2 separate regions of the Homo sapiens genome follow, and region 1 is linked to region 2. The links are chromatin contacts, found by Hi-C in ENCODE. All regions are on one chromosome and are shown on one strand. Each heading gives the region's core, a stretch centred on a gene start or an enhancer-like site at or near the end of the contact. The rest is flanking DNA. Distances are from core to core; before and after follow the strand shown.

The links. A loop is a pair of places that touch in the nucleus more often than their neighbours do. Pooled maps may share reads with other maps.
Region 1: a loop to region 2 is called in a pooled map, with 9 times the contacts of the local background. The contact joins the promoter of PDPR here to the promoter of NQO1 in region 2. A Hi-C loop is called at or near these places in 7 of 50 pooled maps.

What each region holds. Positions count from the first base shown.
Region 1 is chr16:70,112,715-70,115,897 of GRCh38, reverse strand. PDPR (pyruvate dehydrogenase phosphatase regulatory subunit) reads right to left here and starts at 1,566. Exons shown (of 19, transcript NM_017990.5): 1 at 1,458-1,566; 2 at 968-1,077. RefSeq lists enhancers at 90-1,032, 1,553-1,602.
Region 2 is chr16:69,725,302-69,728,389 of GRCh38, reverse strand. NQO1 (NAD(P)H quinone dehydrogenase 1) reads left to right here and starts at 1,830. Exons shown (of 6, transcript NM_000903.3): 1 at 1,830-1,957. The coding sequence starts at 1,951. It overlaps NQO1-DT (NQO1 divergent transcript), which reads right to left and starts at 1,663. Exons shown (of 2, transcript NR_186363.1): 1 at 1,215-1,663. RefSeq lists enhancers at 361-1,354, 1,563-1,822, 1,069-2,268, 1,355-2,347.

The DNA.
Region 1 (3,183 bases), core at 317-2,816, 390 kb before region 2:
TAACAAAGGAGGTAAAGCCAGGGGAGAAGAAACTGAAGACGTCAAAGACAGAAATGAAGCACATCATCTGGTTTAAAACAAATGATAGAGTTTTTACAGTTCTGGAAAATGACCGTATAATATTCTCTGCTAAGAAGAATAACTTCTGCTAAACAACCATAAGACTGCAGCTGGCTCTACTCAGATCTGCTTATTCCAACAAGACCAAGGTGCTAGTTCTAACTTCGAGTTGTCCCTCTGTATGGCTGCAGCGTTGCGCACAGTGGACTGCCGGTCACAAGGAAGACTGGATGAGCGTGGGTTCACACAACATTTCCCACACTTGCCTCAGCAAAAGAACCACCTGGGACACTTGTTTAAAAATGACAGATTCCCACGGTCCACCTCGGCAGATTCTGATCCTGCCACTCCAGGGAGCTGTATTTTTCAACAAGTACACCAGGTGATCACGCAAGTTTAAGAAATTAACACAAGTTGGCCGAGCGCAGTGGCTCACGCCTGTAATCCCAGCACTTTGGGAGGCTGAGGCGGGAGAATCACGAGGTCAGGAGTTCGAGACCAGCCTGGCCAACATAGTGAAACCCCGTCTCTACTAAAAACACAAAAATTAGCCGGGCGTGGTGGCGCACACCTGTATTCCCAGCTACTTGGGAGGCTGAGGCAGGAGAATTGCTTGAACCCAGGAGGCAGAGGTTGCAGTGAGCCGAGATCGCGCCACTGCACTCCCGCCTGGGCGACAGAGTGAAACTCTGTCTCGGAAAAAAGAAAAAAAAAGAAAAAAGAAATTAACACAAGTCCCTGCCACTGGAAAAGCTTATCCGTCAGGCTGGCTCCTCCTCCACCACCAGACCCCATCCCGGTACATCACGTTTACATGCATGCGGAAAATGGGCTTGGAGATTCTTGATTCAAATCCGAGGTATCACACATCGGCCCCCAAAGGTCAAACATTAAGAAGGAAGCTTACTGCCCTGTCCCAGATTTTTCTAGGTGACTTCTTCCTCCGGACTCTGCAGCAGTCTTTAGTTCTAAAAGCACAAGCGGACCGCACGTCTCAACGCGGGAAAACAGTTCCATCTGCAGGGATGGAGGACCGGGCTAGACAAGCTGGAGTTGGCTCTGCGCCGCAGGGGTGTGCAAGCCCGAGACGGGGGAGCCCGAGGTCACCCCGGCCGCCCTGGCATCGGGGCTGAAGTGCAGGCTCCTGGAGGAGCGGTGCGCACGCCCAGGGGTAGCCGAGAACACAAGCCAAGGCACGAGCGGACAACCTTACGGGGACGAGTACTGGCGCCCGGACGCGACTTCGCGAGAGGCCAGGCGGAACCCACTGGAAGCGTGAGCTAGCGGGGACCACCCCCGGGCGAAACCAAAGGAGAAAGAGGGGAACCCAGGGGTCCCGGGGCGCTTAGGCCCGCGCGGACGGGGAGGCCAGAGTTGCCCCGAAGCTATCTCCTTACCTCACCGGTCCCCACGGGCTCCGCGCTCAGCTACAGCCCGGCGGGAGCAATGCGGCAGCCACAACAGTTGCCTGGGGTCGCCGCGGGCCGGAAAGCGGGGTTCGGGGATGGGAAGGGGGCGGGGCGAAGCGAGCAAAAAGTTCCGGGGAAGCCGAGACCGCGACCTTCCGCGCTTTACGGCCCCCGGGCAAGGGTACTGCCGGCGCGTGACCTCAGCAGCGCACGAGCGCGCCGTGACGCCTTCGCGGAGCCCCGCCCCTGCCACGTGGGCTTGTTTGGGTCTCGCGAGGCACCGCCCCCGCGGCCTCTTTGCCACCCTCAGAGGCGAGCTGTGGAAGCCTTGACTCTTAGGGCCGTTTTAGAACCGGGGCCTCGGACCGGCGGGGTTTCTGCACGTGGAACCGGAACATCTGAGATGATCGCAGGCCCTGTGGAGTGTGGGGAGCGCGGGAGTTCTTTCTTCCCTCGAGGCCCGTGCCAGGGCTTACTCCAAAGCCAGTGGGTCCCCAGTCCTAAGCCAAGCAGTCCCGGGGGAAAACGCTTCTCATCGCCGTGGGAGCGCGGATCTTGGAAGTGGCTCTGGGCTTTCTTGGGCGAGGCTCTCACAGAGTAGATCGGAAATCCATTCTGCTGGCCCGCCCCACCTCGGAGGACGGACTAACGGACCTGAGTTCCCGGCCCTATCTTACTCTTCTCAGCTTCTCAGCTTGGCTCAGCTCAGAGGAAGAGGAATCACTGAAGTCTCAGAGAAGTCTCCACTCATCCCTTCCTCACTGTCACATCAGCCTTTTCTTTCCTTCTAGAACTCATCACTGACTCAAGGATATAAGTTTGATGACTGTCTTTTCCACTGGTGTGACACGATCTCTGTCGACAGAACCTTAGTCTTATGCATAGCTTTATTCTCAGCACCCAGAACAGTGCCTGGCACCTCTTCCACTGAATATTATATGCATAAGGGTCTCATGCTGCAGCCACCATTGCATCTTGGGCCACACTATCCAGTTCCCGTTTGTTGGATTCAATACTGTCTCACCACACAAACCAATCTTGTGTTTTATTAATTTAAAAAAAATTTTTTTTTTGTAGAGATAGGCTCACTATGTTGCCTAGGCTGGGCCTGAACTCCTGGCCTCAAGTGATCCTTCCATCTCAGCCTCCCAAAGTCCTGGGATTACAGGCGTGAGCCACTGTGCCTGCCCCAATCTTGTGTTTTATTGCTGGCCACCTGTAGCCAGGCACTGTGCAGGATGATGGGATCCAGCAATGTACAAGAAAGAGGCGGTTTCTGCTCTTAGGGAGTGGCAGTCAAGTTCCAGGGACCCCTCTGTCACAAGGCCAGGCCACAGCCTACATAGTTTATACCCCATTTACTGGCCAGTCAAATCACACAAAGACAGCCCAGATGAGGTCTGCCAGACAGTGGACTGAAACTATGCCATAGGCTCCTGTGCTAGATAAATACTTCCATATTTTAGCTAGGATTGAATGCTTGGGGACACCTACCTGTCTAAAAAAAGAGAAAACGGCTGACCAATTTGAGACATTCTCGGGGAAGGCTTTCCTGATGCCCAGATGTGGCGATTTCATGAAAAATATCACAGGTTTTCCTCATGAACCATTTGGTTCAAGCCATTTCCAGGCACATGAATTTGGGAGAAACCTGGTTGTCTGCAGGAGATGGTGGATGAAATCAAGTGAAATACTTAATGTGTTGATTTCATTC
Region 2 (3,088 bases), core at 581-3,080:
AGATGGAGATTGCAGTGAGCCAAGATCCTGCCACTGCACTCCAGCCTGGGCGACACAGTGAAACCCCGCCTCAAAAAATAAATTTTTAAAAAATTAATTTAATTACAATTAAAACTTCACTTCCTCAGTCCACTGGCCACTTTTTTTTTTTTAATTTCCATTTTTTTTCTTTTATTGAGTCCACCACTGCGGCCTTGAATTCCTGGGCTCAAGCGATCTTTTTGCCTCAGATCCTGAGTAGCTGGGACACAGGCGCCTGCCACCACGCCTGGCTGCTGGCCACATTTCCAGTGCTCAATAGCTACTTGAAGCTTGTGGCTACCTTACTTGGGCAGCACAGATAGGGAAAGTTCTATTGGACAGGGCTGCCTACCTAGCCCTTTTTTAAAACGTCCTTTTATACTATTTTGTCAGATGGGGTCTCACTTTGTTGCTCAGGCTTTTCTCAAACTCTTGGGCTCAAGTGATCCTCCTGCCTCAGCCTCCCAAAGTAATTTGTAAATACGTGTAAATAATATAGTCCTCTCTTGTTGCATCAAAATGAATGCAAAAATGTCACGATGGGGCCGGGCGCGGTGGCTCATGCCTGTAATCCCAGCACTTCGGGAGGCCGAGGCGGTAGGATCACCTGAGGTCGGGAGTTGGAAACCAGTTTTCTGGTGCCTCCTTAACTTTTGCACTGGAGGGACAACGGAAGGGCCCTGTGTCATCCTCACCTCCCCCATCTGTGATTCTTCTGATGGTTAATTACCACTTTAAAGCTCTAGTTCTTTTTCCTTCACCTACTGAGAGTATATCTCCTTCTTTACAGTAACTTTTACTTTATAGAGTTTTTTTTGAGACGGAGTCTCACTTCGTCACCCAGGCGGGAGTGCAGTGGCACGATCTCGACCCACTGCAACCTCCGCCTTCCGGGTTCAAGCGATTCTCCTGCCTCAGCCTCCCGAGTAGCTGGGACTTACAGGCGCCCGCCATCACGCCCAGCTAATTTTTCAGTACAGACGGGGCTTCACCAGGTTGGCCAGGCTGGTCTCGAACTCCTGACCTCAGGTGATCCACCCACCTCGGCCTCCCATATTGCTGGGATTACAGGCGTGAGCCACCGCGCCTGGTCCCGTTTTGGCTATTCTTTAATATGCTTCCCTATAACTGCTATCTCCACACCAGCCTTGCCTTAGCTCATGGGAAACAAAACCAATTAGTTCCCCCATTACCTGCCTTGAGGAGCAGGGGTGGTGCAGTGGCATGCACCCAGGGAAGTGTGTTGTATGGGCCCCCAAGTGCAGAATCTGAATCTTGCAAAGGAAGAAACAAATTCGTCTCCACGGAGCATGTCTCCCCAGGACTCTCAGCCTTCCAAATCCGCAGTCACAGTGACTCAGCAGAATCTGAGCCTAGGGCACCACAGTAATCCGCATCCGGCTCTTTTTCTGCTCCATTTCGTGCCAAGGCTAAAAGGGCATGCCCACTTGATCCCTGGACTCTCTTGGGACGACTTCCACCCTGCATCCTCTTGCACCTCAGGGCACAGTGCGCAGATGGGCTTGCCTTAGCACCCCCAGCCAGATTTTTGAGGCCTCTGTCACACACACCCCTACAATCCCCTCCCCCAGCCCCGAGAGACTTTTCTTGACTTCCACCAGTTGCTCCGGCGGGTGAGAGTGGAGAGGCCCCTCCTTCATCCCCCAGGCTCCCTCCCTTCCTGGAGCTGCAGCCTCAGCATCCTCCGCCCAGCACCCCAGGATTCAGGCGTTGGGTCCCGCCCTTGTAGGCTGTCCACCTCAAACGGGCCGGACAGGATATATAAGAGAGAATGCACCGTGCACTACACACGCGACTCCCACAAGGTTGCAGCCGGAGCCGCCCAGCTCACCGAGAGCCTAGTTCCGGCCAGGGTCGCCCCGGCAACCACGAGCCCAGCCAATCAGCGCCCCGGACTGCACCAGAGCCATGGTCGGTGAGTGCTGCAAAGGGCGGGGTGCTTGGCGGTCGTCTCTCGAGCACTGGTGCCTGTGGAGGAGGTTGTAGGGGCTTGGCCCTGAATTTTGTTCCTTGACTCAAAACCCACAAAGGGAAGAGATTAGGGACCTGGGATGAGCCTTGATCGGACTCCGGGAGAAGGAGAGCTTCTGTTTGTATCCGGTGTCGCGGATCCTTCCTCACTCCACCCCACGAACTCTAGTGGGCATTTAGGAGAAACTTGACCTTGGAAGCAGAAATTCCCTCCAAAACTGTGGTCAGAAACTGGCCGTCAGAGGCCAAATCAGGCTTACGGTCACAGCCCATACCTCTTTTGGTCTATAGTATCTAAAACACTTTGAAATAAGTTGCTAACATTAAAATGGGTGATTTCACTTAAAAATGTGGATTCCGAGCTTCTGAAGAAAATGAGAATATCTGGCGATTGGTGGACAGGAGTGGAGGAAACTGATGCCTTTGGTTTGACGGAGACCAGAACCGGCTCCAGGCTGCCAGGCACAGGTTTTGTTTTGTTTTGTTTTGTTTTGTTTTGTTTGAGACGGAGTTTTGCTCTTGTCGCCCAGGCTGTAGTGCAATGGCGCTATCTCAGCTCAGCGAAACTTCCGCCTCCCGGGTTCAAGCGATTCTCCCATCTCAGCCTCCCGAGTAGCTGGGATTACAGGAGTGCGCCATCATGCGCGGCTAATTTTTATATTTTTAGTACAGACGGGTTTCGCCAAGTTGGCCAGCGCGGTCTTGAACTCCTGACCTCAGGTGATCCACCCACCTCAGCCTCCCCAAGTGCTGAGATTACTGACGTGAGCCACCGTGCCTGGCCTTGGGAGGCATTTTCCATTGAGGCCCTTGGATTAGGCAAACCTGATCAGATCGTACTGGATCCGTTTCTAGTATTGGGTCCACTTCAGTGATAGAGCCTTCCCACTCGGCCATCGACCCTAGGGGAACTCAGAGGTCACCCCAGCTCCACCCAAGGCATAAATAACCAGCTGAGACAACTGCAGGGATTGAGAGCTGTTTCCCAAATAATCTCACTCTGAGATTGGACAGTACTAAGATTTAGAAAGCTGTTGCCTCATCTGGGGCAGAATCCTGTGTTTTGTAATTTCCT